Regions from separate parts of the Homo sapiens genome. Here region 1 is linked to region 2. Evidence: read pairs that join two places in POLR2A ChIA-PET (ENCODE). Cell type or tissue: B cell. All regions are shown on one strand. Each heading gives the region's core, and the rest is flanking DNA. Links, peaks and the distances in the headings are about the cores only. Region 1 holds the start of BCKDK (branched chain keto acid dehydrogenase kinase). Region 2 overlaps LOC124903679 (a long non-coding RNA gene).

The links. ChIA-PET counts read pairs that join two places held together with the same protein. Peaks named below come from ENCODE experiments on the same cell type or tissue, not always from the same donor. Only the 100,000 strongest peaks of a DNase experiment are listed, where the experiment ranks them.
Region 1: POLR2A ChIA-PET joins it to region 2 with 13 read pairs; 6 of 35 experiments call an interaction of 5 or more read pairs at or near these places.

Annotation. Positions count from the first base shown.
Region 1 is chr16:31,098,574-31,109,832 of GRCh38, forward strand. It overlaps BCKDK (branched chain keto acid dehydrogenase kinase), which reads left to right and starts at 9,813. Exons shown (of 12, transcript NM_005881.4): 1 at 9,813-9,906; 2 at 10,474-10,845; 3 at 10,938-11,006; 4 at 11,100-11,210. The coding sequence starts at 10,651. RefSeq lists enhancers at 7,113-7,929, 9,537-10,430, 10,431-11,259 and a silencer at 9,666-10,205. In B cell, for the core only: CTCF peaks have their summits at 7,240 and 7,451; a DNase peak (open chromatin) is centred at 7,268; H3K4me3 peaks cover 12 bases.
Region 2 is chr16:30,810,425-30,821,683 of GRCh38, forward strand. It overlaps LOC124903679 (a long non-coding RNA gene), which reads left to right. Exons shown (of 2, transcript XR_007065052.1): 2 at 10,433-11,259. It also overlaps the pseudogene ADISSPP2. Among named protein-coding and RNA genes, the nearest start is that of ZNF629, 29 kb to the left of the region's middle. RefSeq lists enhancers at 2,720-3,275, 3,276-3,830, 3,701-3,850 and a silencer at 3,871-4,200. In B cell, for the core only: CTCF peaks have their summits at 4,020 (motif pointing left) and 4,226; a DNase peak (open chromatin) is centred at 4,047; H3K4me3 peaks cover 1,237 bases; H3K27ac peaks cover 1,077 bases.

The DNA of each region.
Region 1 (11,259 bases), core at 1,341-9,340, 290 kb after region 2:
TCTTGATTTCAGCCCAGTGAGACTCTGTCAGACTTCTAAGCTACAGAACTGTAAGATAAATTTGTGTTGTTTTACATCATTAAATGTGCAGTAACTTGTTACAGCAGCAATTAGAAATGAATACAGAGGACTGGGCATTAGGCCTGTATCTCAGCTTTCTCTGATCTCCTGGTGTGTTCCTGTTATTTATTGTTGGTTTCCCCCAGAATGAGTGATCTAAGAGGAAGCAAAATAGAAGCCGCAATCTCTTTATGACTTAGCCTCAGAAGACACACACTGGGGCCAGGTGCAGTGGCTTATGCCTATAATCCCAGCACTTTGGGAGGCTGAGGCAGGAGGACCACTTGAGCCCAGGAGTTTGAGACACCCTGGACAACACAGGGAGACCCTCACTCTATAAAAAATAAACAAAATTAGCCAGGTGTGGTGGTGCACACCTGTAGTCCCAGAACTTTGGGAGGCTGAGACAAGACAATGACTTGAGCCCAGGAGTTTGAGACAGGTCTGGACAACGTGGTAAGACTCTGTCTTTATAAACATTTTTAAAATTAGGCGGGGCATGGTGGCTCATGCCTGTAATCCCAGCAATTTGGGAGGCTGAGGTGGGTGGATCACCTGAGGTCAGGAGTTTAAGACAAGCTTGGCCAACATGGCGAAACCTCGTCTCTACTAAAAATACAAAAATTAGCCGGGCATGGTGGTGGGTGCCTGTAATCCCAGCTACTCAGGAGGCTGAGGCAGGAGAATCATTTGAACCCGGGAGGTGGAAGTTGTAGTGAGCCGAGATTGCCTTCCTCACTCCAAGAGTTATAAAAGATTTTGACCATATTTTCTTCTAGCATTTAATCAATTAATTAATTAATGTGAGACAGTCCCACTCTGCTGCCCAGGCTGAAATGCAGTGGTGCAATCTCGGCTCACTGCAACCTCTGCCTCCCGGATTCAAGTGATTCTCCTGCCTTAGCCTCCTGAGTAGCTGTGATTACAGGCACCAGCCACTATGCGTGGCTGATTTTTGTGTTTTTAGTAGAGACGGGGTTTCACCATATTGGCCAGGCTGGTCTCAAACTCCTGACCTCATGATCCGCCCTCCTTGGCTTCCTAAAGTGCTGGGATTACAGGCGTGAGCCACTGTGCCTGGCCTTTTTCTTTCTTTTTTTTTTTTTTTCATTAGAGATGAGTTGTTGTTATGTTGCCTCTAACTCCTGGGCTCAAGCAGTTCTCCCACCCTGGCTTCCCAAAGTGCTGCTGGGATTACAGGAGTGAGCCACTGCCCCCAGCCTCTGACAGTTTTTGTGCACTAGGAATTTGGGAAGACAATTTTACCTGGCTATTTCTGGCTCATACAATTGCAGTCAGATGGTGGCTAAAGCTGGAACAATAAGCAGCTAAAACAGCTGAAAGATAACCTAGCATTCTCTCTCCCTTTCTCTGAGTAGTCTCCGAACCTATCTATGTTGTCCTCTGCATGGGCTAGCTTGGGCTTCCTCACAGCATGGCAGCCTTAAGGCTTTAATAGTCAGCTTCCAAAATGGTCCTCAGTGATTCCTGCTTCCTGGTATTGATACCATTGTGAAGTCTCTTCTCACATTGAAAGGGGCTGAACTGGCCCATTGGGATAATGCAGAAATGACAGTGTGTGACTTTAGAGGCTAAATCATGAAGATATTGTGGCTTCCATCTTGCTCCTTTGTAGATCACTCATTCTAGACAAAGCCAGCTACCATGATATGAAAGCACTCAAGTAACCCTAGGGAGAGAGGTCTCCTTAGTGAGGAACTGAGGCCCTGTAAGAAACGTGGGTGTGCTGCAGTCAAGTGGGCATAGGCCAAAGTAAACATCCAGAGTGACTCAGTGAGTTTAGAGTGCAGGCATATAGCTCCACTTGTTATCACAGCCGTGTAGCCATAACATGGGAAGGCTCATCACTTGGCTCTGAGCCACTGTTGTCTGTAAAAGGTATAATTGCCCTGCTGACACTGTGCACAGGGCTCGGCCCAACATGGCTTGACATGGGACATGGCTCTTGTGCAGGTGCTTGTACCCAGAGAAAGAGAGAAAGCCAGAGCTGTCCATCTCGGGGAAGCCAAGACACAGCTCAGCTAGCTCATGCCCAGAGGGAGAAAGAGTAAGGCTGTGGGGTGTGGTGGCTCATGCCCATAATCCCAGCACTTTGGGAGGCCAAGGCAGGTGGATCACAAGGTTAGGAGTTTGAGACCAGCCTGGTCAACATGGTGAAACCCCTTCTCAACTAAAAATACAAAAATTAGCTGGCCATGGTGGTGCATGCCTGTAATCCCAGCTACTCAGGAGGCTGAGGCAGGAGAATTGCTTGAACCCAGGAGGCAGAGGTTGCAGTGAGCCGAGATCACACCACTGCACTCCAGCCTGGGCAACAGCGCGAGACTCCATCTCAGGAAAAAAAGAAAAAAGAAAAGAAAAGAAAGAGTGAAGCTGCTGACCCTGAAGGGAGAGCTGGCCACACAGCTGTGTGTGTGTGGGAGCTGCCGGAGTAAGCAGCTGAGACAGAGCAGACAGTGCGAGAGTAAGATGTTGATGATGAGAGAGCTGCTGAATAAAGCCATGTCTCATTTACCTGCTGTCTCTCGAGTGTTCTTCTAGCTCCCTGCCTCACGTCCACTGCTTCCTCTCACACCTCAGCTGGGGCTGGACCCCAACCCTGAGCATGACGGGCCTTCTGTCAACAACCAGCAGTAACCTGCTGGGCATGTGAGGGAGCTACCTTGGAATCAGATTCTGTAAAACAGTCACGCCTTCAGATGACGGTAGCATTGGCCAACATTTTGACTGCACTTCATGAGAGACCCTGAGCCAGAACCCCCTAGATTCCTAACCCAAGGAAACTGTGTGTGATAAGTGTTTATTGTTTTTTTTTTTTTTTTTTTTTTTTGAGAAAGAGTCTCGCTCTATTGCCCAGGCTGGAGCACAGTGGCACAATCTTGGCTCACTGCAAGCTCCGCCTCTCAGGTTCACACCATTCTCCTGAATCAGCCTCCTGAGTAGCTGGGACTACAGGCACCCACCACCACGCCTAGTTAATTTTTTTGTATTTTCAGTAGAGACAGGGTTTCACCGTGTTAGCCAGGATGGTCTCAATCTCCTGACCTCGTGATCCGCCCGCCTCCGCCTCCCAAAATGCTGGGATTACAGGCGTGAGTCACCACACCCGGCCAGTGTTTATTGTTTTAAGATATTGGCTAGGCGCAGTGGTTCACACCTGTAATCCCAGCACTTTGGAAGGCCGAAGTGGGAGGATCACTTGAGCTCAGGAGTTCAAGTTCAAGAACAGCCTGGGCAACATAGTGAGACCTTGTCTCTATTTAAAAAAATGTTTTTAAGATGTTATGTTTGAGCTGGGTATGGTGTGGCTCACGCCTGTAATCCCAGCACTTTGGGAGGCTGAGGTGGGTGGATCACCTGTGGTCAGGAGATGGAGACCAGCCTGGCCAACATAGTGAAACCCCGTCTCTACTAAAAATACAAAAAATTAGCTGGGCATGGTGGTGGGCGCCTGTAATCCCAGCTACTAGGGAGGCTGAGGCAGGAGAATCGCTTGAACCCGGGAGGCAGAGGTTGCAGTGAGCCAAGATCGTGCCATTGCACTCCAGCATGGTGCTATGTTTTGGAGGTAATTTGTTACACAGCAATAAATAATTCGTACAGGGCACCAGCCTGGCCAACATGGAGAAACCCTTCTCTAGTAAAAATTATCCGGGTATGGTGGTGCATGCCTGTAATCCCAGCTACTTGGGAGGCTGAAGCAGGAGAATCCCTTGAACCTGGGAGGTGGAGGCTGCAGTGAGCCAAGATCGCACCACTGCACTCCAGCCTGGGTCACAGAGCAAGACTCTGTCTCAATTTAAAAATAAAATAATAATAATATAGGGCAGTCAGACTGCCCACCTGGCAGCTCAGGACTAGCACATGTGCTCCAGAAAGCCAGGTGGAAGCTACATATTTTATGATCTAAACTCAGAAGTCATATAGCATCTGTTCCACTGTAATCACAAGCCTTCCCAGTTCCAAGGGGAGGGAACATAGACTCCCTCACCTCTTGATACAAGAAGTGTCAAAGTTATATGGTAAGAAGTTGGCCAGGCCCTGCTTGTCTCTGTTGTTCATGCCTGTAATCCCAGCACTTTGGGAAGACGAGGCAGATGGATCACCTGAGGTCAGGAGTTTGAAGCCAGCCTGGCCAACATGGTGAAACCCTATCTCTACAAAAATACAAAAATTAGCTGGGCATGGTGGTATGCACCTGTAATCCCAGCTACTTGGGAGGCCAAGGCACGAGAATTGCTTGAAGCTGGGAGGCAGAAGTTGCAGTGAGCCGAGATTGTGCCACTACACTCTGGCCTGGGTTACAGTGCAAGACTCTGTCTCAAAAAAAAAAAAAAAAAAAAAGAGAGAAGTTGGTTGGGCCCAGTGGCTCACGCCTGTAATCCCAACACTTTGGGAAGCTGAGATGGGAGGATCGCTTCAGGCCAGAAGATCCATCGTTACCAGCCTGAGCAACACAAGGAGATCCCGTCCTTACAAAATTTTTTTAAAAATCAGCTGGGTGTGGTGGCAGGCACCTGTGGTCACAGCTACTCGGGATGCTGAGGTAGGAGGATCGCTTGAGTCAGGGAGGTTGTGGCTGCCGTAAGCCATGAACATGCCATTGCATTCTAGCCTGGGTAACAGAGTGAGACACTGTTTCAGAAAAAATAATAAAATAAAATAAATAATGTTGTAGGACAGGCGTGGGGCTCACGCTTGGAATTTCAGTGCTTTGGGAGACTGAGGCAGGAGGATTGCTTGAGAACAGGAGTTCGAGGCTGCAGTGAGCTGTGATCGCACCACTGCACTCCAGCCTTGGTGACATGAGCGATATCTTGTCTCAATAAATAAATACATACAGTTCTCTTTTACATCGAGTATATGTAAATTTTTAAAAATACATTGAAAGCGCTTAGAAAGCCGCCTGACTCTCCCTCTCCCTCTCCCTCTCCCTCTCCCTCTCCGTCTCCGTCTCCGTCTCCGTCTCCGTCTCCGTCTCCGTCTCCCTCCACGGTCTCCTTCCACGGTCTCCCTCTGATGCCGAGCCAAGGCTGGACGGTGCTGCTGCCATCTCGGCTCACTGCAGCCTCCCTGCCTGATTCTCCTGCCTCAGCCTGCTGAGTGCCTGCGATTGCAGGCGCACGCCGCCACGCCTCACTGGTTTTCGTTTTTTTTTTTGGTGGAGACGGGGTTTTGCTGTGTTGGCCGGGCTGGTCTCCAGCTCCTAGCCGCGAGTGATCCGCCAGCCTCGGCCTCCCGGGGTGCCGGGATTGCGGACGGAGTCTCGTTCACTCAGTGCTCTGTGGTGCCCAGGCTGGAGTGCAGTGGCGTGATCTCGGCTCGCTACAGCCTCCACCTCCCAGCCGCCTGCCTTGGCCCCCCAAAGTGCCGAGATTGCAGCCTCTGCCCAGCCGCCACCCCGTCTGGGAAGTGAGGAGCGTCTCTGCTTGGCCACCCATCGTCTGGGATATGAGGAGCCTCTCTGCCTGGCTGCCCAGTCTGGAAAGTGAGGAGCGTCTCTGCCCGGCCGCCATCCCATCTAGGAAGCGAGGAGCGCCTCTTCCCCGCCGCCTTCCCATCTAGGAAGTGAGGAGCGTCTCTGCCCGGCCGCCCATCGTCTGAGATGTGGGGAGCACCTCTGCCCCGCCGCCCTGTCTGGGATGTGAGGAGCGCCTCTGCTGGCCGCAACCCTATCTGGGAGGTGAGGAGCGTCTCTGCCCGGCCGCCCCGTCTGAGAAGTGAGGAAACCCTCTGCCTGGCAACCGCCCCGTCTGAGAAGTGAGGAGCCCCTCCGTCCGGCAGCCACCCCGTCTGGGAAGTGAGGAGCGTCTCCGCCCGGCAGCCACCCCGTCCGGGAGGGAGGTGGGGGGGGTCAGCCCCCCGCCCGGCCAGCCGCCCCATCCGGGAGGTGAGGGGCTCCTCTGCCCGGCCGCCCCTACTGGGAAGTGAGGAGCCCCTCTGCCTGGCCAGTCGCCCCGTCCAGGAGGGAGGTGGGGGGGTCAGCCCCCCGCCCGGCCAGCCGCCCAGTCCGGGAGGTGAGGGGCGCCTCTGCCCGGCCGCCCCTACTGGGAAGTGAGGAGCCCCTCTGCCCGGCCAGCCGCCCCGTCCGGGAGGGGGGAGGGGGGGTCAGCCCCCTGCCCGGCCAGCCGCCCCGTCCGGGAGGGAGGTGGTGGGGGTCAGCCCCCCGCCCGGCCAGCCGCCCCGTCCGGGAGGTGAGGGGTGCCTCTGCCCGGCCGCCCCTACTGGGAAGTGAGGAGCCCCTCTGCCCGGCCAGCCGCCCCGTCCGGGAGGGAGGTGGGGGGGTCAGCCCCCCGCCCGGCCGGCCGCCCCGTCCGGGAGGTGAGGGGCGCCTCTGCCCCGCCGCCCCTACTGGGAAGTGAGGACCCCTCTGCCCAGCCAGCCGCCCCGTCCGGGAGGGAGGTGGGGGGGTCAGCCCCCCGCCCGGCCAGCCGCCCAGTCCGGGAGGGAGGTGGGGGGATCAGCCCCCCGCCCGGCCAGCCGCCCAGTCCGGGAGGGAGGTGGGGGGATCAGCCCCCCGCCTGGCCAGCCGCCCCGTCCGGGAGGTGAGGGGCGCCTCTGCCCGGCCGCCCCTACTGGGAAGTGAGGAGCCCCTCTGCCCGGCCAGCCGCCCCGTCCGGGAGGGAGGTGGGGGGGTCAGCCCCCCGCCCGGCCAGCCGCCCCGTCCGGGAGGGAAGTGGGGGGGGTCAGCCCCCCGCCCGACCAGCCGCCCCGTCCGGGAGGGAGGTGGGGGGATCAGCCCCCCGCCTGGCCAGCCGCCCCGTCCGGGAGGTGAGGGGCGCCTCTGCCCGGCCGCCCCTACTGGGAAGTGAGGAGCCCCTCTGCCCTGCTTGAAGGCAGCATGCTCGTTAAGAGTCATCACCACTCCCTAATCTTAAGTACCCAGGGACACAAACACTGCGGAAGGCCGCAGGGTCCTCTGCCTAGGAAAACCAGAGACCTTTGTTCACTTGTTTATCTGCTGACCTTCCCTCCACTATTGTCCTATGACCCTGCCAAATCCCCCTCTGCGAGAAACACCCAAGAATGATCAATAAAAAATAAAAATAAAAAAAAAAAAATAAAAAAATAAAAAAAAAAAAAAAGAAAGCCGCCTGACCTGTATACAGTATTCTGAAAAGGGGGTCGCGAGGTGCATGTCCAACCTCCGCCGCCGGGGGCAGCAGCGAGTCCAGGCCGAGCCGGGGCCTAGCGAGCGGGGTCAAATGGGGTGAGGCCTGTGCCAGACCTCTCCACCTCGGTGGCAGCCGCAGCCTCCTCCGCCTGCGGCTCCTGTCCACGCCGCGGCCACGTGAGCGCCAGATTCTGGCGCACAGACCACTGCCAGTCCTTTGCTGCTTTGCGCAGCCTGTCCTCCCCGCCAGGAGCACCCTTCCCGCTCCCTTTTACCACGGGCTCCAGCCGTGGCTGCCTTGGGGCTGCCGCCGCCTGGCTGTACTCCAGGACGTTGGGAAAGAACGGGTGGGAATGGTGTGGGTGGGGGTCAAAGAGGAAACCCAGAGATGCAGGGCGCCCCTTTCCCGTGGTCTGCCCCCAATTGCTCAGGCAGGCCAGTCACGGTGAGGCGTCCTCCCTCCAAGTTTATATTTATTATTATTTATTATTTATTTTTTTCACCTTCAAGTTTATTATTTATTATTTATTTATTTATTTTTGAGACGGAGCCTCTCTCTGTCGCCCAGGCTGGAGTGCATTGGCACGATCTTGGCTCACTGCAACCTCCGCCTCCCGGGTTCAAGCGATTCTTCTGCCTCAGCCTCCCGAGTAGCAGGGATTACAGGTGCATGCCACCACATCCGGCTAATTTTTGTATTTTTAGTAAAGACAGAGTTTCACCATATTGGCCAGGCTGGTCTCGAACTCCTGACCTCAGGTCATCTGCCCGCCTTGGCCTCCCAAAGTGCTGGGATTACAAGCATGAGCCACTGCACCTGGCTAACCTCCAAGTTTAAAGACAGCCGCCAGGCCCAGTGGCTCACTCCTGTAACCCCAACAACTCAGGAGGCTGAGGCCAGGAATTTGAGACCAGCCTGGGCAACATAGCGAGACCCCGGCTCTAAGAAAAATAGGCCAGGCACGGTGGGTTACGTCTGTAATCCCAGCACTTTGGGAGGCTGTGGCAAAAGGATTGCCTGAGGGGGAAAAAATCACCCTGGGGGTAGTGGTGCACACTTACAGTCTCGGCTACTTGAGAGGCTGAGGTGGGAGGATCATTTAAGTCGGAGGCTGCAGTGAGCTACTATGGAGCGACTGTATTACAGCTTGAGCAACAGAGCGAGACCCCATCTCCAAATAAATAAATAAAGATAGCCTCCAAAGATGTCACTTGCTTCACTTAGCACTTTTTATTGAACATATTTAGGAAATATATAACCATGGTAAAGAAAATTGCAATTAGTACAAATACACACTACACACATATGCACGTGCACACACTGAAACGTGTCCCTTCCAGCGCCTCCTGCCTGGATAATTTTTTTTTTTTTTGCAACGGAGTTTTGCTCTTGTTGCCCAGGATGGAGAGCAGTGGCGGGATATCGGCTCACTGCAACCTCCTCCTCCCGGGTTCGAGCGATTCTCCTGCCTCAGCCTCGCGAGTAGCTGGGATTACAGGCGCCAGCCACAACACCCGGCTGATTTTTGTATTTTTAGTAGAGACGGGGTTTTGCCAAGTTGGCCAGGCTGGTCTGGAACTCCTGAGATCCGCCCACCTCGTCCTCTCAAAGTGCTGGGATTACAGGCCTGAGCCACTGCGCCTGGCCTAAAGTAATTGTCTTCTTATTGGTTTCTCTGCCTTTGGTCTCACCAAACGCCCCACTCTAAATCACTGCAGACAAGGGGTTCTGTCTAAGGAGGAGAGCCCACCAGTTAAAACCCTTCAGTAGTTCCTAACTACCCTAGGACAAATGCAGACTTATCCTTCGCTCTCTGCTGCCGCCCCTCTCCTTCCCAGATCCCATATGGCTCCAGCCATATCCTCAGACCATCTGGGCTGTTGTCTGTCCTGCCACACACCCTTCCCACCCCGCTCCCTTGCAAGTCCTACTCAGGCTGCACCTACACAGCTGTCTCAGTTTCTATCTGAGGCTCCCGCAGCCTCCTCTGAAAGTCCTCATCACAGCCAATGATACTGAAACTGTTTTCTTATGCAGGGCACGGAAAGATCTATTCAACTCACTGCCCAATCTCCTCTCCTGGTGCAGAAAAGACACCCAGTCAGCGACTTGCATTATCTGCAGGCATGAGTGAATAATAATAATGCCTAACCCTTATATAGTGCTAATTCCACGCCTGGCACTGTTCTAGGCACTCATATAAATTCATGTAATCCACACAACCCCAAAACTGATGATATCTCTTCATCTTACCAAGCACTGAGCAGTTAAATAACTTGCTCCAGATATTAAGGGGTCGAGCTGGGGTTTGAAGCCTGGTTACCCATAAATGAACCAAGAACTGGAAGGAGGACAAGAGCTCCGAGAAGGAGTCAGGTAGGGCGTGATCTGTGCGCTTTACATCTAAGATCTTCCAGCTCCCAGGGAGCCCGTTTCATAGAGCAGGAGATAGAGGCTGGGAGGGACACGGAGAGCCTCGAGAGCCGTGTGGAGGAAGCGGTGCTGTTTGGGGTCCGGGAGCAAGGGCGTGGCCTGGATGCGCGGGCGCCCGGGACGGCACGTCCTCAGACCAAACTACAACTCCCAGGACCCAGCGGGCGCTGCCGCCCACGCGACGTCACGGCGGCGGAGGGCGCAGGCGGCTGGGCGCCTGGCGAGTGGACTGTTCGAGCCCTTCCGCTGGGACCCGGGCCCTGGCTCCGGCCCCGCGGTAAGTGGGGCGACCCCAGCCTACTCAGTCCGCGGAGGCCCCGCGGCGCACGTCCGCAGCCTCCATCACAGCGCGGGCGCGCAGACGGGGCTGGCATCTACCATATGGGGGGCATCCGGGCCGAACCAAGTGACCCGCGTGGGGGGTCCCGCTGGGGACTCCGTGCCGCACCCTCCCAAGCCGGCCCCAGGGGCCCAGGGCTGGTGTCGCACGTTCGCTGGCCGCGCTCCCAGGGCCCGGGTTTGAAGGCGCTGGGCAGGCAGGGGCAGCCCCGCCCCCTGAGAAGGGTACCCGGGACCCCGGGGCGCTGGGGCGAGGTTTTCGGGCTGGAAGGGTCTGAGGGGCTCCTCCCCCGACAGCCCTCCCACCGCCAGTAGAGCCTCGGGTTGGGGAATAGAAGCCCCCGGGAGGCTAGGTCCTTTGGGCGCGGCCTGTGTGCATCTGGGGAGACGGTGGGAGTGGTGGGGAGAGGTCGCCCGGGTCTGGGGAGACCGATGCACAGGTGGAGAGATGGTGCGGGTTCTGTGGATTCGGATCCTTACAACTTCCTCTTCCCCGCCCCGGTAGATGGGAGCTGCTCTCCGCGGGCTGAGCCTGTCAGCATCCTCGACGCACCCTGGTCCCTGAAGTCGGAGAAGAGCCCCTACCCACCCACACCCCCTTGCCCCATTTTGGGTCGCCTGGGTCCTCAGTCCTAGCGGATCCTCAGTCCTAGCGGCCACCGGGTCTGAAAGGAGCAAGACGATGATCCTGGCGTCGGTGCTGAGGAGCGGTCCCGGGGGCGGGCTTCCGCTCCGGCCCCTCCTGGGACCCGCACTCGCGCTCCGGGCCCGCTCGACGTCGGCCACCGACACACACCACGTGGAGATGGCTCGGGAGCGCTCCAAGACCGTCACCTCCTTTTACAACCAGTCGGCCATCGACGCGGCAGCGGAGAAGGTGCGCAAGGGGGCAGCCAGCCCAGGGTCCGGGATGTAGGCGGGAGGGAGAGTGTTGGGGGTTCTCTGCTCAAGGCCTCTCTCCCTCTCTAGCCCTCAGTCCGCCTAACGCCCACCATGATGCTCTACGCTGGCCGCTCTCAGGACGGCAGCCACCTTCTGGTAAGATTCACGCCCTCTATTTTCCTCGTGGATCCTGGAGCTCTCCCAGACACTCAGGCTCCAGCCCCGCCTTCCCTTCTCATTTTCTCCCAGAAAAGTGCTCGGTACCTGCAGCAAGAACTTCCAGTGAGGATTGCTCACCGCATCAAGGGCTTCCGCTGCCTTCCTTTCATCATTGGCTGCAACCCCACCATACTGCACGTGGTAAGGTAGAGAGGACCTTAGGTCAGCGGGCCACCCTGCCCCGGGGGCA
Region 2 (11,259 bases), core at 982-8,981:
AGCTAATTTTTTGTATTTTTAGTAGAGACGGGGTTTCACCGTGTTAGCCAGGATGGTCTCGATCTCCTGACCTCGTGATCCGCCCACCTCGGCCCCCCAAAGTGCTGGGATTACAGGCGTGAGCCACCGCGCCCGGCTATTTTATTTTTTTAAGGCAGAGTCTCGCTGTGTCGCCCAGTCTGGGATGCAGTGGCATGATCTCAGCTCACTGCAACCTCTGTGTCCCGGGTTCAAGTGATTCTCCTGCCTCAGCCTTCCAAGTAGCTAGGATTACAGGCATGTGCCACCACACCCGGCTAATTTTTGTATTTTTAGTAGAGATGGGGTTTCAACATGTTGGTCAGGCTGGTCTCGAACTTCTGACCTCAGGTGATCCACCTGCCTCGGCCTCCCAAAGTGCTGGGATTACAGGGGTGAGCCACTGAGCCCAGCCGAAGGTGGACTTTTAATAAAGTCATAAAGAAAGTAGATGTTTAGGCCAGGCACGGTGGCTCATGCCTGTAATCCCAGCACTTTGGGAGGCCAAGACAGGTGGATTGCTTGAGCTCAGGAGTTTGAGATCAGCCCGGGCAACATAGTGAGACCCCCGTCTCTACTAAAAGTACAAAAAAAAATAGCCAGGCATGATGATGTGCTCTTGTGGTCCCAGCTAATTGGGAGGCTGAGGTGCGAGGATTACTTATCCCCAGGAGGCAGAGGTTGCAGTGAGCTGAGATTGTGCCATTGCACTCCAGCCTGGGTGACATAGTGAGACCCTGTCTCAAAAACAAAGCAAAAAAAAAAAAAAAAAAAAGGAAGTAGATGTTTAATTCACAGCTGTGTAAATAAACTATTAAAATGATGCTCCCAGCCAGGTGAAGTGGCTCACACCTGTAATCCCAGCACTTTGGGAGGCCAAAGCGGGCGGATCATGAGTTCAGGAGATGGAGACCATCCTGGCTAACAGGGTGAAACCCTGTCTCTACTGAAAATACAAAAACTTAGCCGGGCATGGTGGCACGCACCTGTAGTCCCAGCTACTTGGGAGGCCGAGGCAGGAGAATAGCTTGAACCCGGGAGGCAGAGGTTGCAGTGAGCCGAGATCATGCCACTGCACTCCAGCCTGAGCAACAGAGTGAGACTCCATCTCAAAAAAAATAAAATAAAATTATGCTCCCTCCAAAATCACTTCCAGAAGTAAGACAGCCATGAAAAAAGCTACTCAAACACTTGAAGTCCAGAAGGGAAAAATATAACAAAATATTAAGGAATCTTTTCCTTTTCAAAGTTGTCTTTTGTTCTTATCTAGTTTGCTCTAGGAAGTTTCTCCCTTTTCCAATCTCCAGCAAGACTCACCTGTCTTCTGCCTTTTCTGTTCTCCCCTTCTCTATCCCAACTCCATCCTGGGTAGCCAAGAAATTAGGTGGCAGCCAAGGCGGGCGTGCAGGAGATCAGGGGAGCTGGCATGCTTCCTTCCACCGAGTGGAGCTGGGTAGAGTGTAAAGTGGTGGCTGAGTGGGAGATGGGGACGCTGTGGGGGGACACACTTGGAGATTTGGAAGACATCTGCAGGAGCAGATGGCCGAGAACCGCACCCCAGATCTCCCCAGAGTGAAAGGATGTAGCCACACAGAACCTAGGGAAGAAACACAGGCACATATTGGTTGGTTTTGTTTTACTTTTTGGTGTGCCTCTTTTGATGTAACAGCTTTATTGAGATGTAATTCACATATCATACACTTCATCTAGTTTTTTTTTTGTTTTGTTTTTGTTTTTTTAAGACAGAGGCTCGCTCTGTCACCTGGGCTTCAGTGCAATGGTGCGATCTCGGCTCACTGCAACCTCCACCTACTGGGTTCAAGTGATTCTCCTGCCTCAGCCTCCCAAGTAGCTGGAATTACAGGTGCATGCCACCACGCCCAGCTAATTTTTTTTTTTTTTTTTTTTTGAGACAGAGTCTCAGTCTGTTGCCCAGGCTAGAGTGCAGTGGTGCAATCTCGGCCCACTGCAACCTCCACCTCCTGGGTTCAAGCAGTTCTCCTGCCTCAGTCTTCCTAGTAGCTGGGATTACAGGCACCTGCCACCACACTCAGCTAATTTTTGTATTTTAGTACAAAACTCTTGACCTCAGGTGATCTGCCCGCCTCAGCCTCCCAAAGTGCTGGGATTATAGGCATGAGCCACTGCGCCTGACAAATTTTTTGTATTTTTAGTAAAGATGGGGTTTCACCATGTTGACCAGGCTGGTTTCCAACTCCTGGCCTCAAGTGATCCACCTGCCTCGGCCTCCCAAAGTGCTGGATGGAGTTTTGCTGTGTTGCCCAAGCTGGTCTCAAACTCCTGGGCTCAAGCAATTTTCACCCCCTCAGCATCCTGAGTAGCTGGGACTGCCTCAAAAAAAAAAAAAAAAAAAAAGATTACAAAGGTCAGTTTGGAACATTAGGGTAGGGGTTAGAAGCTCTTCTGGAGGGGACAATGGGGCAGTGGTGATAGATGAAAAAGCAGAAGAGAGAGATAACTCACTTCTGTTTTATTTTTTATTGCTCTATTTTTGCTTTGTAAGTCACCACGAATGTAGGCAGGATAGAAATCCTAAGTACACCAAAGTGGGAAGTGCTACAAATTAAATTGTTTGCTTTTATTCCTGTGGATAATTTTCTTTCTCTGTTTTAACATATTTATGCCTTCTATTTCCTAACACTTTGTAAAGGAACTGATTATGAAATCAGAAAACCTGGGTTTTTCCTCCTAATGTGACTTAGCTGCTGTCAAAGTTTCCTCATCTGCAAAATGAGGGGGTTAGAGTACAATGGACATTCCATTATCCTCTCCAGCATCATCCCCTTAGTGCAGGCAGGCACTCTTTCAGGGATCTGTTGACAGTCCCTATTTTATTTTTAGGTGCCAACCCAGCCTTTCCCCTCCTTTTCTAGAATTTTTGTGTACAGAAAGTGAAGGTGGGGCTGGGCACCATAGTGAGACCCCGTCTCTCCAAAAAAAAAAGCCGGGCATTGTGGTGTGTGCCTGTGGTTCCAGCTACTTGGGAGGCTGAGGCGGGAGGATTGCTTGAGCCCAGGAGTTGGAGGCTGCAGCCAACTAGGATTGTGCCACTGCACTCCAGCCTGGGCGACAGAGTGAGACCCTGTATTAAAAAAAAAAGAAAAGAGGGCCAGGCACAGTGGCTCATGCCTGTAATCCCAGCACTTTGGGAGGCCGAGGTGGGTGGATACCTGAAGTCAGGAGTTCAAGACCAGCCTGACCAACGCGGTGAAACACCGTCTCTACTAAAAATACAAAAATTAGCTGGATGTGGTGGTGCATGCCTATAATTCCAGCTACTCAGGAGGCTGAGGCAGGAGAATCGCTTGAACCCATGAGGTGGAGGTTGCAGTGAGCTGAGATCGCACCACTGCAATCCACCCTGGGCGACAGAGCGAGACTCAGTCTCAAAAAAAAAGAAAAGAAGGTGAAGGTGGCTAAATAGCATAACATGTCAGAGATTTACGTGTCAGAGATTTAACATGTCAGAGATTTCCACATGTTATCAAGTCTGTTTCATGGCTAAGAACTGGAAGGGACCTTTGAGGACATCTAACCCTCATAGGACTTAACAATAGGATGAGGAAACAAGCTCAGAAATAGGCTATAACTTGCCCAAGGCCACTCAGAGAGGGAATGCCAGAGCCAGGGCCAGCTCTCAACTTCAGGCCAGAGAAGCCCAGGGTCTTCCATGAGAAATAGGGCCTGTCAGACTGGACAGGCTCCTTGGAGGTGGTCCAGTGAGTCCAATCCCTTTTTTTGCTGCGGCTTAGACGAGGGGCCGCTGAGGATTCTCCGAATTCGCTGGATCTGGACCCAGACTTCCGGGTCCACAGTGCAGCCTGAATGATCAACAGGGGAACGTGCGTTCGCCAGGGTCCCCGGGGGCAGAGGCACCTCTCCCTGGGCGGGGCCGGGGAGATTACGCAACACGGGTCTTAGTTGTCTGGGCCGCTGGGGTCGCCTCCACGGGCAGGAGCCACGGCCAGGACGTGCAGGCCGCCCCCTGCTGGTCCGTTTCGGAACCGGGCGGGTGGCCGCGGCGCTGCCCGGGTTGGGGGCATGGCTTTACAACGGTGAGCCAATCCCAGGCCGCACCGTGGATGGGGCGGGCGTTCACTTCTCCTCCCAGTCCTTTGGTTCTCTCCGCGGCGGAAGCTGTGCGGCGACCTAGCAACCGTCCTTGCCGACCCTCCCGCCGGTGACGTGGCTGCGACCCACCCTTCTTGCCATAGCCCTTTGGAAAGCGAAGGTCCCTTCAGGGCCAAAAGGACAGGGAGGTTTTTTCCTTCCTTCCTTCCCTCCCTCCTTCCCTCCTTCCCTTTCTTTCTTTCCTTTCTTTTTCTTTCTTTTCACAGAGTCTGACTTAATCACCCACGCTGCAGTGTAGTATGATCTGCTCACTGAAGCCTCTGCCTCCCGGGTTCAAGCGATTCTCCCAACTCAGCCTCCCAAGTAGCTGTACAGGTGTGCACCGCCACACCCAGCTAAATTTTGCATTTGTAGTAGATATGGGGTTTCATCATGCTGGCCAAGATGGTCTAAAGTGATCCGCCCGCCTCGGCCTCCCAAAGTGCTGGGATTACCGGCGGGAGCCACCGCTCCCGTCCAGGACAGGGATTTTGGTTGGTTGGTTGGATGGAGCCTTACAGTTTGGATGTGGTGAGCATGAAATGCATACGTTCAAGAAGCTGAGCCGACAAAGGGCTTACTCTAGGTGGACTGAAAATTCGATGTTTCCAATTCAAAACATCTGCTCTCCGAGGTGTGGGTGAAGGTATGGGGGGTCCAAAAATGTCCGAGTCCCACCACCTGATGTTGTTAGTTACACTTCTTTTTTTGTTTTGAGATGGAATTTTGCTCTTGTTGCCCAGGCTGGAGTGCAGTGGCGCGATTTCAACTCACCACAACCTCCGCCTCCTGGGTTCAAGCGATTCTTCTGCCTCAGCCTCCCGAGTAGCTGGGATTACAGGCATGTGCCATCACACCAGCTAATTTTTGTATTTTTAGTAGAGACGGGGTTTCTCCATGTTGGTCAGTCTGGTCTCGAACTCTTGACCTCAGGTGATCCGCCCGCCTTGGCCTCCCAAAGTGCTGGGATTACAGGTGTGAGCCACCACACCTGGCCTAATTTTTGTGTTTTTAGTAGAGATAGGTTTTCGCCATGTTGGCCAGGCTGGTCTCAAACTCACCTCAGGTGATCCGCCTGCCTCGGCCTCTCAAAGTGCTGGGATTACAAGCATGAGCCACCACGCCTGGCCCACGCTTGGCTAATTTTTGTTTGTTTGCTTGTGTTTTAGAGATGGGGTTTTGCCACATTGCCCAGGCTGGTTTCAAACTCCTGAGCTCAAGTGATCTGCCTGCCTCAGCCTCCCAAAGTGCTGGGATTACCGGCATGAGACACCATGCTTGACCGGTTTTATCACAGTTTTTAAAAAGTAATAATATAGTAGGCCAGGCATGGTGGCTCATGCCTGTAATCCCAGCACTTTGGGAGGCTGAGGCAGGCAGATCACCTGAGGTTGGGAGTTCAAGACGAGCCTGACCAACATGGAGAAAACCCGTCTTTACTAAAATACAAAAATTAGCTGGGTGTGGTGGTGCACACCTGTAATCCCAGCTACTCGGGAAGCTGAGGCAGGAGAATGGCTTGAACCCAGGAGTCATTGGTTGTGGTGAGCTGAGATCGTGCCATTGCACTCCAGCCTGGGCAACAAGAGTGAAACTCCATTAAAAAAAAAAATTAGCCGGGCACGGTGGCTCACGCCTGTAATCCCAGCACTTTGGGAGGCCGAGGCGGGCGAATCACAAGGTCAGGAGATTGAGACCATCCTGGCTAACACGGTGAAACCCTGTCTCTACTAAAAATACAAAAAAATTAGCCGGCATGGTGGTGGACTCCTGTAGTCTCAGCTACTTGGGAGGCTGAGGCAGGAGAATGGCGTGAACCTGGGAGGTGGAGCTTGCAGTGAGCCGAGATTGTGCCACTGCACTCCAGCCTGGGCGACAGAGCAAGACTCCATCTAAAAAAAAAAAAAGTTAATATAGTAAACAAAAACCCATTGAATTGTGCACTTTAGATGGGTGAATTATATGGTATGTGAATTATATCTCAATAAAGCTGTTTCAGAAAGTTGTGGGGTTTTTTTTCTTTTGAGACAGGGTCTCGCTGTGTTGCCCAGGCTAGAGTGCAGTGGAGTGATCTTAGCTCACTGCAACCTCCACCTCCCGGGCTCAAGTGATTCTGGTGCCTCAGCCTATGTTTCAGAAAGTTTTAAATTTGGATTAAGTTCAATGTGTCACTTTTTCCTTTTATGAATTATGCTTTAGGTATCAAGAACTCTGTATAACATTAGAACCTTAAGATACTCTTCTGTTTTTTTCTGAAAGTTTTATAGTTTTTACATTTTACATTTAAGTTTGTAACTCATTTGGAGTTAATTTTTGTGTACGGGTTTTTAGGGTTTTGTGTTTTTGTCTATGGATGTCTAATTACTCTAACACCACCTGTTGAAAAGCACCACTGAATTGCCTTTGGTTTTTTAATTTTGTTTTGTTGGTTTGTTGGTTTGTTTGTTTGTTTTTGAGATGGAGTCTCATCTGTCACCCTGGATGGAGTGCAGTGGTGAGATCTCGGCTCACTACAACCTCTGCCTCCCAGGTTCAAGCAATTCTCCTGTCTCAGCCTCCCAAGCAGCTGGGACCACAGACAGGCACCACCATGCCCGGCTAATTTTTTTTTTTTTTTTTTTTTGAGACAGAGTTTCGCTCTTGTTGCCCAGGCTGGAGTGCAATGGTGCAATCTCGGCTCACTGCAGCCTGCGCCTCCTGGGTTCAAGTGATTCTCCCGCCTCAGCCTGCTAAGTAGCTGGGATTACAGGCATGTGCCACCATGCCCGGCTAATTTTGTATATTTAGTAGAGACAGGGTTTCTCCATGTTGGTCAGGCTGGTCTCCGACTCCTGACCTCATGTGATCTGCCTGCCTTGGCCTCCCAAAGTGCTGGGATTACAGGTGTGAGCCACTGCACCCGGCCATTTTTTTGTATTTTATTTTTATTTTTTGTAGACGGAGTCTCGCTCTGTCACCCAGGCTGGAGTGCAGTGGCACGATCTCGGCTCACTGCAACCTCCGCCTCCCAAGTTCAAGCTTCTGCCTCAGCCTCCCAAGTAGCTCCCAAGTAGGCACCCACCACTACACCTAGCTAATTTTTTGTATTTTTAGTAGAGACAGGGTTTCACTATGTTGGCCAGGCTGGTCTCGAACTCCTGACTTCAGGCGATCCACCCGGCTCAGCCTCCCAAAGTGCTGGGATTCCAGGCATGAGCCACTGCACCTGGCTGCTTTTGCAACTTTGTAAGAAATCAGTTGGAAATATATATATGGGTCTGCTTCTAGGCTCTCTATTCTGTTCCAGTGATTTATTCTTCTGCCAATAGAGTCTTGATTACTCTAGCTATATAATAAGTTTTTAATCTAGTGATGATTCTTTTTATTTTATTCTTCTTTTTCAAAATTGTTTTAGCTATTCTAGTTTCCTCTCCTTTTCATATAAATTTTAGAATAATCTTGTCTATATTTACAAAGAAATCTCGCTGGGGCTGGGTGCAGTGGTTCACGCCTGTAATCCCAACACTTGGAGAGGCTGAAGTGGGCTGATCCCTTGATGCCAGGAGTTCGATAGCAGCCTGGGCAACATGGCAAAACCCTGTCTCTACTAAAAATACAAAAATTAGCTGGGCGTGGTGGTATACGCCTGTAATCCCAGTTACTTGGAAGGCTGAGGCAGGAGAATTGCTTGAACCCGGGAGGCGGAGGTTGCAGTGAGCCGAGATCTCACCACTGCACTCCAGCCTGGGCAACAGAGCAATACTCTGTCTAAAAAACAAAAACAAGGCTTGTCGCGATGGCTCATGCCTGTAATCCCAGCACTTTGGGAGGCTGAGGTAGGCGGATCACAAGGTCAGGAGTTCGAGACCAGCCTGACCAACATGGTGAAACCCCGTCTCTACTAAAAATACAAAAATTAGCCACATGTAGTGGCGGGTGCCTGTAACCCCAGCTACTCAGGAGGCTGAGGCAGGAGAACTGCCTGAACCCGGGAGGCGGAGGTTGTAGTGAGCTGAGATTGCGCCACTGTACTCCAGCCTGGGTGACAGAGGGAGACTCCATCTAAAAATAAATAAATAAATACATAAATTTAAAAAATAAAAACAAACAAACCAACACAAAACCCACAAGGAAACCTTGCTGGGATTTTAATAGACATTTTATTAAACTTGTATAACAATTTGGGGGAGAATTAATATCTTTACTATAGTGAGTCTTCTGATCCATGAACGTAGTATGTCTCTCCATTTATACAGATCTTTGATTTCTTTTATTAGTGTTGTGTACTTTTCAGCATAGAAGTCCTATACATATTTTATTAGATTTACACTTACATATTTCCTTTTTCTTGTTTTGAGAGACTGTAAGTCATATTATATTTTTATTTCTTTTCTTTTCTTTTCTTTTCTTTTTTTTTGGAGACAGTTTAGCCAGGCTACAGTGCAGTGGGGCGATCTCAGCTCACTGCAACCTCCACCTCCTGGGTTCTAGAAATTCTTGTGCCTCCCAAGTAGCTGGGACTACAGGCATGTGCCACCACACCTGGCTAATTTTTGCATTTTTAGTAGAGATGGAGTTTTGCCATGTTGGCCAGGCTAGTCTTGAACTCCTGACCTCAGGTGGTCTGCCCACCTTGGCCTCCCAAAATGTTGGGATTACAGGAGTGAGCCACCACGCCCAGCCACCACGCCCGGCCAATGTTTGTATTTTTAGTAGAGATGAGGTTTCACTATATTGGTCAGGCTGGTCTCAAACTCCTGACCTCAAGCGATCTGCCCGCCTCGGCCTCCCAAAGTGCTGGGATTACATGTGTGCGACACCATGCCTGGCACATATTATATTTTTCATTTCAGTGTCCACCTGTTCATTGTTAGCGTATAGAAATGTAATTGATATTTCCAATCTATGTCTTGTACACTGAGACCTTGCTGAACTCATTAGTTCCAGGAGTTTTTTGGTAGATTCCTTCATATTTTCTCTGTAGACAATCATGTCATCTCCAAATAGTGAGTTTTATTTCTTCCTTTCCAATCTGCATGCCTTTTATTTTCTTCTCTTGCCCTCTTGCACTGGCTAGATCTTCCAGCACTTTGTTGAATAAGAATAATAAGAATGGAAATCCCTTACATTTTATTTTCCAGTTGTCACTAATGGTACACAAAATTTACAGCTGAAAAACTGCAACTGATTTTTGTATATTGAACTTGTATCCTAGACAGAGCTAAATTCATTTATTAGTTGTAGTAGTTAGTTTTTTGGGTTTTTATTATTTTTTTTGAGATGGAGTCTCACTCTATCACCTAGGCTGGAATGCAGTGGCGTGATCTCAGCTCACTGCAACCTCCGCCTCTGTGGTTCAAGTGATTCTCCTGCCTCAGCCTCCCGAGTAGCTGGGACTACAGGTGCGTGCCACCACCCCCAGCTAATTTTTGTATTTTTAGTAAAGACAGCATTTCACCATGTTCGCCAGGATGCTTTCAAGCTCTTGACCTTGTGATCTGCCCGCCTTGGCCTCCCAAAGTGCAGGGATTACAGGTGTGAGCCATTGTACCCGGCCTAGTTTTTAAAAAATATATATCCTTTCCATCAGATAAAGAAATTCTATTTATTGTTTTTAATTTGTTAATATATTTTTAATTTCTTTTTATTTTTTATTTTTATTTTTGTAGATAGAGATGGGGTCTTATGGGGTCTTGCTCTGTTGACCAGGCTGGTCTTGATCTCCTGGTCTCAAGTGATCCTCCTGTCTTGGCCTTCCAAAGTGCTGGAATTACAGGCATGAGCCACCATGCCCATATATATACATATGGGCATATATATATATATATATATATATATATATATATATATATACATACACACACACACACACATATGGGCATATATATATATATATATATATACACACACACACACACACATGGGCATATATATATATACACATATGGGCATATATATATATAATTTCGTATCCACTGGAAGTTTTATTTCTTTAGGGTTCTATCCCAATCAGTCACTTAAAAACCAAGTAACACAGACCTGAGGGGTGAGAGGTGGGGACTGCACCTCCCTCCTACTCATTGTGGACAGCAGAGGAGAAGAGAGAGGAGCAGGAGAGGTGGCTGACGCCAGGCAGCAGCAGCAGTGATGGGGCCACGACGTCACAGAGCAAGCTCCATCCTCCCCCAGACCCTAGCTGGAGCTCCTGTGGGTTGGGGTGGGCAGTGGGGAGAACCCACCCCAGGCCCTCCCCATCCCTTCCCCAGACAGTCTCCTTGTGGGCTCAACCAATGTCTTCTGGCAGGAGCCTGAGGCACACGGAGAGGAGGAAGTGGAAGAGGAGGACGGGAGAGGCACGGTGGTGGCAGGAATGAAGGCAGAGGTGGGAGGCTGGCCAGGGCCACTCCACCCCACGCCCACCCCGGAGAGGGCCGAGGAAGCCACCATCACGCAGCGTGTCACGGGGACCAGGCGGGGTTTAAGGCTGAGGGCTCGGGGCGGGCAGGGCCTCCGGCCTCAGTCAAAGCCGTGCCAGTGGCTGTGCTGCGAGTCTTATTCCAGCGCGGCGCCCGAGCCCTTGACACCGTCCAGCAGGTGGGCATGCCGTGGTGTCGGCCCCTGGCGCCAGCCTGCACTGCCACGCTCACACAGGCGCCGGCGCCACCTTCGCAGGCTGGCAGCATCGCGGCTTTGAGGACACCCTCTTTGTGCGCTGAGTACTCGCACTTGACACTGTAACCTTCAGGGACAGGAACAACGCTGAGGAGCTTGACATGCAGAGGCTGGGAACAGGTGCCTCACGGACGTGCTTGCTCACTGGGCGGGGGAAGAGTGAAGGTAATCTCATACCTGCGCAGGATCTTCAGGAAGCCAACCTTGACCAGAAAGCTGCTGTCGCTGTCCTGGGTGGCCATGACCACCGAGTCATGAAGCCTCTCATCAAAGCAGACGTGGCTCTGGGAGTATTACAGGTCGAGAAAATGTGGGTCGTGACCAACTCAGTATACCACTGGAGGCTATATGAGTAAACAGAAAACTGTTCTCATGAAAGCAGGATGTTGGAAAACTGAGGGCTGCATCTGCCCACAGAGGGAGTGCTGAGAGCAGTCACGCCCCAAGCGCAGTGTTCCT